Linked DNA regions of Homo sapiens: region 1 is linked to region 2. Evidence: read pairs that join two places in POLR2A ChIA-PET (ENCODE). Cell type or tissue: MCF 10A. All regions are shown on one strand. Region 1 overlaps PDLIM4 (PDZ and LIM domain 4). Region 2 overlaps MIR3936HG (MIR3936 host gene).

Region 1 (5,000 bases), 100 kb after region 2:
ATGGGGCACCCAGGAGCTGAGGCAGAGAGGCTGTGTGAAGCTGGGCTCACCCAAAATGCCAGCTGCCCATAACTGCCCACCTCGTCCTTCCATCCTCCCAGCCCAGCCCACCTGTGCATACCTGCTCACAGACAGTGTGAGGTGATCGTGGCAGCCCTTGATGCGGTTCTGTGCCTCCAGGTGTGTCATGAGCTCTGTGCTCTCACCATTGATGGCCTGGATCAGGTCTCCTGGGCACAGGGCAGCCAATGCAGCCTTGCTGCCAGCATGGACCTGCGAGCAGACAAGCCAGATGGCTGGGCACAGTCATGATATGGTCTTGCTGCAAGCTGTGCCCTAGGCCTCCTCCAACCTCAGAACCTAGCCAGTGTGGCCTGCTACCAGCATGGCCTGTGGATGGGCAAGCCGAGTGGCTGGTTGAGGTCCCCATGTAGCCTGGCTGCAGCCTTGCTGGAAACACCTCCAACTCCAGCACCTGGAGGCCTGGCAGGGCATGAGGATATACGAGAAGGGCTTCCTCAGGGCTGGGACAAATGGATGTTGTTCTTGCAGCCTGCGTATGTGCCCAAGGACATGCAGGGGACACAGAGACACATGGAGACATAGGTGCTCACAGATACATACACAGCATGGACATATCACAGATACCCTACACAGACAAGGCCCCAACCAGACAGACTACACACCTTGACCTAATATTCAAACCCTTAGTGACCTTGCCTTCCTACTTGCTTGATTTCAACTCTCATCCCCACCTCCACACCCACACTCTGTCCAGACCATGTGAATGTCTATGGGGTGCTCACAGGCACCATATATCACTCACCTCTACACTTCTGCAAAAGCTGCTCCCTCCACCTGGAACATTCCTTTGACTCCCACATCCTCATCCTTCAGATCTCAGCATAGAGGCCACTTCCTCTGGGAGCCTCTCTGGGATCTCACTACCCAGTGTGCTCCCATGACCACCTTTTCCCCCTACACTGTTCATGTTAATACTTCATTATAATTAAAATGGGAAGGTCTGAACATCACCTCCCTGAGCAAGTCCAGGGCCATCCAGTTCCAGCTGACAGCCTGCGTTTGGGGGTCAGAATTCTACCTCTACTTCCCCTGCAGGACAGGAACTCAGGCTACCTCAGTGCCACTATTGACCCCTCGGGGTCAAGCAGTGTTCACACCTGGAAGCTCTTACAATGCTGGTCAACTGAAGAAGGCTAGAATGGGGGGTGGAGTTAGACTCACAGAGATATCTAAGTAAGCAACTCAGGGGAATCCAGGCCATGGAGCACCCCTCACCCTGCCTTGACCCCAACATAGCCTTTAGAAATATATTTCTTACCCAGCCTCTCCAGCCAGTGCCCAGCTGGTTCAAAAGCTGCCAGTGACCCCATTCTTTTGGGTGGGAGCTCCTACTGGTGGGAACTCCTGGAAGCCCAGCTAGGCTCAGTTCAGCCAGGTCTCAGTAGTGAGTGGACAAAGCTGAGGTGCTGGCAGCTCCTTGGCTGGAGGCCTGGTGTTGGCACTGCCCAAGCTGACCTGCCCTGAAGTAGGCTGCCTCAAGGAAACGTTCTTCTGAAGCATGACACCCTCAGCCAACTAGCCCATCATTAATGTTCACTTGTAGGGCCTGGGCACCTGTGCAAGCCTGTCATCCTGGGGGAGACACCCACTTGGCACCATCCCACCCTCCCCTCAAGGCCATCCTCTGCCTCCTCCCCTTCATGGATACCTGCCTTGTGCCAGGGCCTGGGCTCTATGCTTTACCCATAACTAGCTCACAGCAACCCCTCAACCACCTGGTGAGGCAGAGGCTGTTCTCATCCCTATTTTACAGATGAAGAGAAAGAAGCTTGGGGGAGGGATGCCATGCCCCAGTCCCCACACTGGAGAGGAGTCTTTCTTCAGGGGGCGGCTAACTGCGGCAGGATGACTCAGCCAGCACAAGGGGTACATTCAGGCTTCTGTGGGCGGAGGAAGTTTCTTGAAAGCAGTGGTGGCTGGGATGCTGCCAGCTCTATTGAGCTAGGGGAGTTCTGGTCAGAGAGGGCGTGAGGCCAAGAAATTGTGACTCTCCCAGTCACCTTTACATGCATTATCTCATTAATCCTGAAGGCAAGCCCATTTCCTAGATCAGGAAACGGAGGTCCAGAGAAGTACAGAAGGATAGTTAATTGATAAAAGACTGAATCAAGATTTCAATCCAGGCCACCTGATTCCAAATTTAAAACTATGCTCTTAACACCTGCATTTTTCTTCCAAAGGGGGTAAGGGAAAAGAGAGTATCTGAGGGAGAGATAGTGTTCCAGGCAGAAGGACCAGCATGTATAATGGCATATCTGGAGAGAAAGAAGAAGGAAGGTTGTATGGCCGGAGCATCATGAGTGAGGGGAGAGTGGGAGAGATGAAGTCAGAGAAGAGGCAGGGATCAGATATTGCAGAGTCTTGTACACCCGGGTGGGAAGCTGGCATTTCTCCTGGGTGGCTGGGAACCATGGAGGGCTCTAAGCGGGAAGTCACAGGACAGAGTGGAATTCAGGCCGATCCGTCTAGCTCCTAAGCACAGGATAAACAGAAAGAAGGAACAGAGACAGGAACAGTGAAGTCAGGTGGGCGGTGAGGGCATGAATCAGCCCCTTACCGGTAGTGGCTGCATTCCCAGCCCCTGCTCCACCCAGCCTAGATGTGGTGGGCTGGGAGTCCAAGTCAGAACCAGGTGCCACATTGTCCTACACAGTCACAGCAAACTGCAGACTGCCTGGATTCCTCCTGTCTCCACTCTGCTTCTCTAGGTTGATTACATTAGCCTCTCTGTGCCTGGGTCTCCATCTATGTAAGGCCAGAGGGAGTCCTTACTTCTAAAGGCTGTTGTAAGGACTATTTGAGAAAAACAGGGCATGTAAAGCCCCCACAGGAGGCTGGGCATAAATAAGGTGGTGCTCACTACAGGGACTGGAGGGAGCTGTTACCAACACCCATTAGGGTAGGGCCTGGCACACCCTGGATGCTTGGCCAAGGCCAGCCATCATTATAGCTTGTGGGGAAGGAGCCCCGGATGATGTTCTTGGGACTCCTGGAGGCTTCATGGGCTGAGATTGCAAGCCCCCAGCCCTGCCGGGCCGATAGCCTCCTCCCTGTCTGTGTGAGGCTGTCCCTCCCTACCAGGTCCCGCGTAGGGGAGGTCCTGGAAGCAAGGGAGGGGCTGGATCTTGAGCCCCACTGGTGAAGACACTCCCACATATCTTCAGTCCCTGTAGACCTGCCCCAGAGGTACCTGCTAGGCAAGCTGTGGCCTGTGCCTCCCCAGCGCTGTAAATCTCCCCAGATCCCACCCAAACCCAACCTCAGCCATCCTGGCTCCTTGGGCCTGAGCTGCTGCCGCGTGACTTTGGGGGACAAAGGAGGCTCTTCCTGGCAAACCTTCTCCCAGACTGCCTGCCTGGGGCCTGCATCCCCAGTCAGCTCCAAACAAGGCTGTTGCTGCTGCTGCTGCCGCAGCCGCAGCTGTGACGTGTGGAGGCCTTTCCTCGGAGGGCAGGCAGCCGCGTGGGCAACAGATGTCTCAGCTCCCTGCCGCCTGCAGCCGTCAGCCGCCGCCACTGAGCCTGTCAGCGGCCTCACGCCCAGGGTGCCTGGCCAGCCCGCTTAGTGTCCCCACCAGCCCCCTCAGCGGACACACAGCATGACACACACAAGCAGACACAGGCTTGCGTACACACACACACACACACACACACACACACAGCAGGAATCCTATAGGAAAGAGGAGATGAAAGGCTCTGGGATGTGTTGAAGGCCCACCTCACTCGGCCCCAGGGACCTGGCAGTGAGGGCAGATGTGGGAAGCCTCCTAGGACAGCTGGGCCTGCCTGTCACCCTGGCCCCCAGAAACGGGATTCCATGATTCCACGCTCCACCTGGTGCCCACCCCCTCCCAAGAACTGGACAGAAGTCTCTTAAAGCCCAGCCGGCTTGGCCCAGCCCCCATGGCAAGAGGTGGCAGTAGGGTGGGGGAAGGTGCTTCTCTGTGCCTCTGACACAGGCCCCCAAAGACAAGATCAGCCTGTGTGGGAGCAAGGGATGGCCGTCAGATGGTTTCAGGTTATCTCCTCTGCTCCTTCCAGACTGAGAGCCGCCAAGGGCAGGGCCTGGGTTCTCTCCTCTTCTGTCCCTTAGGCTGGGGACCCCCAAGGGCAGGGTCTGAGTCCTCTCTTTTGGCCCTCCAGACACGAGGATGTCGAGGCTGGGCCAGGATCCTGTCTCCCCTAGACAGGCACCCCCTCGAACAGGGCCTGAGTCACCTCCTCCACTCCTCTATCCTCAGACTAGCCACGCTCCAGGGCTGTGCCGGCTCCTTTTCCTTCTCTGTGGGCAAGGCAGGGCCCTGGGAAACTTGAGGAACGGGCCTGAGGCTGTCCTGGCCCCCGGCTTTGTGTCATCTTGTGGGGAGGGGTCTCACAACCTCACAGTTAAGTCTCCCTTTCCCCTGGAAGCCAAAATTCCTCCTGGTCACTTCCCCTTAGGGTGACTGAGGTCGTGAATGAGAGACTGACTCACGCCCAAAGTGGGAAGTGGATGGACCTCTGTCTTCTCAGATTCAGCGAGGACCCCAGACCTCCCTGGGTCACCAAGCTCTGCCGGCAGGGACCCCTGATAGGGGAAGGGGGGCTCTAAATCATTTTGCCCCAGATCTTCAGGCAGGGGGTGAGTCTGAAGAGTTTCTGGGCCTCTGTAGAGCTGTCTAGACCCCTGGCCCATCTCCGCGGGTCCTTCCCGGGTCCACAGTGGCTCCCCCAGATGAGGCCAGCGGGGAGGCGGGTGCGTGAACTCTTGGGAGATTCTTCGCGGGATCGGGCAGACAGGCCCAGCGTGGGAGGAGGGCGGCTGGGGCTGCCTGCCTCTGCCTGGAAGCCGCCTCTACAGCATGCGGGGCGCCCAGGCCAACCCTCCGCCTTCAAGCCTCGGATACACAGGGGATCTGGGTCCCGGGCGGACCGCGA
Region 2 (5,000 bases):
GACCCTATGGTCTAAGAAGAATGTGTGTTCAGAGCTCCAAGCTAAGGAATCTGGGAGTGGCCAACCCAGATATTTCATTTCTTATCTATGACGAACTTCTGAACTGCTCCCACCCCCAGCCCATCCTGTAGAATGCAGGCCCTACGAGGCGATCAAAGCCCTTTGTTTTAGGTTAAATGAAGGTTGCCTGGTGGAGGTTGCTAGGGGAAAGGTGTTAAGTAAAAATGTTATATAAACTGCATGGTGTTTTTTGTTTGTTTTTGTTTTTTTGAGACAGAGTTTTTGCTCTTGTTGCCCAGGCTGGAGTGCAATGGTGCAATCTCGGCTCACTGCAACCTCCGCCTCCTGGGTTCAAGTGATTCTGCTGTCTCAGCCTCCCAAGTAGCTGGGATTACAGGTGCCCACCACCAGGCCCGGCTAATTTTTTGTATTTAGTAGAGTCAGGGTTTCCCCATGTTGGTCAGCCTGGTCTCAAACTCCTGACTTCAGGTGATCCACCTGCCTCAGCCTCCCAAAGCGCTGGGATTACAGGTATGAGCCACCACGCCTGGCCAATTGCATGCTTTTTACAAGGAGTTTTGGTTCTCCTGCCCAGCCCACTGCCACTGGACTGCCCTGTATTGTAAGTCCCCTCAATAAACCTTATGTCTCAGTTTCTGGTTCTAGGTCTCTTCTTCAGCCTCTTGAACATGGTGCCATCCCTACTGAAGTCAATGGGGTCTGACATGACTAGGGGAACTTGAACAAAATCTGAAATAGCTGTTTTTTTCTTGCCAAAATCACTGTAAGACATTATTTGCCTCAGCCCCAGAACATTGAATTATATGACCCAAGAGTGGAGAAACAGAGAAGTCTGTCTGTGTCATCAGACAATATCCCAAGTGGGATGTCATCACCCCAATGCATATTGGCATTTGGGCAGAGTAGAGCAGCGTCAGCCTAGCAAGACTTGGCACAATTCTGTTGGATTGCACAATAGAATGAGAAATCACATTTCTGCTGTTATGTGATTCTGCATTTTAACTCCAGTTTGTTTGGCCTGGACAGACAGGTAACTAGCCATGAAGACAATGGACCTTGAAACATTCTGAAGACTAGAAAAAGTATGTAATAAAATACTTTGAACAACTGTTTAAGGACTTAAATGTCCAGACTGTTTCTTTAGATGAGTGTAATTTCCAATGTGAAACCCCACAATTCGGCTTCAAGAGGTACAGGACAGTTTTTGAATTCCACAGAAAAAATTTTGCATTGCAACAAACTTGACCATCCTATTTGTGGTAGTAGAAATGTAAATTCATTCCCCTCAGAGATACCTGCAAAAATGAAATGTGAAATATTCTGCTTGCATTTTAAAGACTGGTTATTGCATTCTAGAATAGATGGAAAAGACATTAGTGAGGGCCAATATAGAAATATGAGTTTTCCCAAAAGACTTTTATGTATATATATGACATGGCAGGAAAATTGGGTCACTAGTGGTTTTTACTTCTTCGTTCATTTGGCAAACATATGAATAGACTGATGTGTGCCAAACACTGTTCCGAGTTCTGGGAACTGAGGAAAGAAACAAGCTATCTGTTTTCATGGAGCTCGTATTTTACTTGGAGGATGGAGAGGCTGACAATAAACTTGTACAAATAAATACAAACTTCAAGTAGTGGTAATTGCCAAGGTGAAAGAAAAGAGAGTAATGGTATAGAATGACAGTCATTGGGTAGCTGCTTTAGATGAATGGTAAGTGAACATGTTTCTGAGAAAGTGATATCTGAGCTGAGAGGCAAAGGACGAGAAGGAATCTGTCATGTGAAGATCTGGGAAGCAGGTGTACTAAGCAGAAGAGCAGCAAGTACAAAGACTGTGAGGTAAGGGATGTGCTCGGGGTGACTAAGTAACGGAGAGAAGACCAGCGTGACTAGAACATAGTGATCAAAGTGAGTAATGTTGGAACATAAGTCAGAGACATTGGCAGGAGGCCAGTTTTTATGGAAGCCAAATTGTCTAGTGCCTTGTAGATAGTGGCAAGGAGTTTGGATTTTATTCTAGATGGAACACTACCAGAATATTTTTTCTTTTTTGAGACAGGGTCTCACTGTCACCCAGGCTGGAGTGCAGTGGCATGATCTTGACTCTCTGCAACTTCTGCCTCCTGGGCTTAAGTGATCCTCACACCTCATCTTCCCCAGAAGCTAGGACTACACGCACCACACCTGGCTAATTTTTGTATTTTTTGTAGAGATGGGATTTTGCCATGTTGCCCAGGCTGGTCTTGAATGCTGCCCACTTTGGCCTCCCAAAGTGCTAGGATTATAGGTGTGGGCCACCGTGCCTGGCCTATCAGAGTATTTTCAGGCAGAGAAAAGCATAAGGTCTTACTTCTAGCATAAAAGGAACATTCTGGCTGCTATATAGAGAAGGGACTGTAGAGGACAAGAATGAAAGCAGGTTGACTGATTAGAAAGCATTGCAGCATTATAGGCAAGAGCTTATGATGGCCTGAACTAGAGTGGTAACTGTGGAAGAGATAAATGGATGAATTCAGAATATTTTTGGAGGAAAAAGGTGACATGATTTACTATTGGATGTGGGCATGAGGGAAGGAAATTAAGGATGACTCCTGGATTTTTAGCCTGAGCAACTTTATAGCTTTTCATGTTTGTTTTTGAAATGGGGAGATTTGATGGGGTGGGGGTTTGGGAAATTAAGAGTTTTTTATTTTTATTTTTTGCTTTTTAAAAATTGTGGTGAAATACACATAACATAAAATTTACCATTTTAACCACTCTTAAGGGCATTAAGTACATTCACATTGTGCAACCATCACCATCATCCATCTGTAGAGAACTCTTTTCATCTTGCAAAATTGAAACTCTGTACCTATTAAACACTAACTCCCCACTCCCCTCCTTACCCTAGCCCCGAAAACCCTTCTATAATACAGAAGTCTCTATGAATTTGACCACTCTCATAAGTGGAATCACATAGTATTTGTCCTTTTGTGACTCGCTTTTATTGTCACTTAGCATAATGTCTTCAAGGTTCATCCATGTTGTAGCATATGTCAGAATTTCCTTCCTTTTTAAGACTGAATAATATGCCATTATATATGTATACTACATTTTGTTTACCCATTCATCCACTGATGGACACTTGGGTTGCTTCCATCTTTTGCCTGTTGTGACTAATGCTGCTGTGAACATGTATGTACAAGTATCTATTTGAGTACTTGCTTTTAATTCTTTGGGTATATACCCAGAAGTGGAATTGCTGGATCATGTGGTAATTCTATGTTTAATTTTTTTAAGGAATTGCCATACTGTTTTCCCCGGTAGCTGTACCATTTTACATTCCCACCAACAGTGCACAAGAGTTCCAGTTTCTCCACGTCCTCGCCAATACTTGTTATTTTCTGTGGTTTTGCTGTTGTTGTTGTTTTGTTTGTTTTTGTTTTTTTACAGAAGCTATCCTAATGGGTATAAAGTGGTATTTCATTGTGGTTTTATTTGCATTTCCCTAATTATTAATTATGTTGAGCATCTTTTCATGTGCTTATTGGCAATTTATATATTTTCTTTGGAGAAATGTCTACTCAACTCTTTTGCCCATTTTAAAATCAGGTTTTTTTTTTGTTGTTGTTGAATTGTAGGAGTTCTTTACATATTTGGGATATGAACCACTTATCAGATACATGATTTGCAAATATTTTCTCCCATTCTATGCCTTTTCACTATTGATTATATCCTTTTACGCACAGAAGTTTTACATTTTTGATGTAGCCCAATTTTTCTATTTTTTCTTTTGTTGCCTGTGCAAGAGTTTTATTTTAAATGCAATTTTGGGATGTCTATTAGACATCCAAGTCAAAATGTCAAATAGACGGCTGGATATATGAGTCTGAAGGTCATAAAAGAGATCAGAATGAGATATAAATTAGGGAATCATTCACATATAGATGGTATTTAAGGCCATGGGTCTGGACAGAATCACCCAGGAGAGAAGTCATATAGGAACACATAGGTTTCCCTAGGGAATACAGTCATCTTAGAGTAAAATTCCATCGAAGGAGATCAGGAGGTCTTGGCTGAGTTAAATTTGGATAATATAAGTTATTAACTATGTTAATGTGTTCTAAGCTAGATGCCAGGTTAAGGCAGAAATTAGGAGGTCCTGGGCAAGTATCAATTTGCTCTGCTATTGTATTATTACAAGAATAATACTAACAATAGTACATGACCTCATTTCATCCTCACAATAGCTTTACGCGATTGATATTCTTGTCTTCACTTTACAGGCAAAGAAACAAAAGAGAAGTAAAGTAATTTACCCAGTTGCTATAGTTAGCATGTGGTAGGTCCATATTAGAGGTCTGGTCTGTCTGCATGATGGTTAATTTTATGAGATAGCAAGTAAAACATTATTTGTGTCTGTGTCTGTGTCTGTGAGGATGTGTTCGGAGAGGTTCACAAGCATTTGAATCAGTAGACGGAGCAAATAAGGTCCGCCCTCACCAATGTGGGCAGGCATCATCCAATTCACTGAGGACTCCTGCTCACACAGAACAAAAAGTCAGAGGATGTGCCTATAGTTCCAGCTTCTTGGAAGGCTGCGGCAGGAAGATGCTGGGGCCCAGGAGTTTGAGGCCAGCCAGGGCAACATAGCAAGACCTTTCTCTTTAAAAAAATTTTTTTTGGCTGGGTGCAGTGGCTCATGCCTGTAATCCCAGCACTTTGGGAGGCCGAGGCAGGCGGATCATGAGGTCAGGAGATCGAGACCATCCTGGCTAACATGGTGAAACCCCGTCTCTACCAAAAATACAAAAAATTAGCCGGGCGTTGTGGTGGGCACCTGTAGTACCCGCTACTCAGGAGGCTGAGGCAGGAGAATGGAGTGAACCCCGGAGGCGGAGGTTGCAATGAGTGGAGATTGCACCACTGCACTCCAGCCTGGGCGACAGATCAAGACTCCGTCTCAAAAAAAAAAAAATTTTTTTTTAAGGCATA

What was found. Peaks named below come from ENCODE experiments on the same cell type or tissue, not always from the same donor. Only the 100,000 strongest peaks of a DNase experiment are listed, where the experiment ranks them.
Region 1: POLR2A ChIA-PET joins it to region 2 with 12 read pairs; 8 of 35 experiments call an interaction of 5 or more read pairs at or near these places.

Annotation. Positions count from the first base shown.
Region 1 is chr5:132,257,882-132,262,881 of GRCh38, reverse strand. PDLIM4 (PDZ and LIM domain 4) reads right to left here. Exons shown (of 7, transcript NM_003687.4): 2 at 122-273. Among named protein-coding and RNA genes, the nearest start is that of PDLIM4, 2.7 kb to the right of the region's middle. RefSeq lists enhancers at 1,733-1,852, 3,843-4,632. In MCF 10A, no CTCF peak of the experiment used is centred here; DNase peaks (open chromatin) are centred at 2,001, 3,231, 3,501, 4,311 and 1 weaker place.
Region 2 is chr5:132,360,466-132,365,465 of GRCh38, reverse strand. It overlaps MIR3936HG (MIR3936 host gene), which reads left to right. Exons shown (of 8, transcript NR_110997.1): 3 at 439-531. Among named protein-coding and RNA genes, the nearest start is that of MIR3936, 2.6 kb to the left of the region's middle. In MCF 10A, no CTCF peak of the experiment used is centred here; DNase peaks (open chromatin) are centred at 915, 1,935 and 3,165.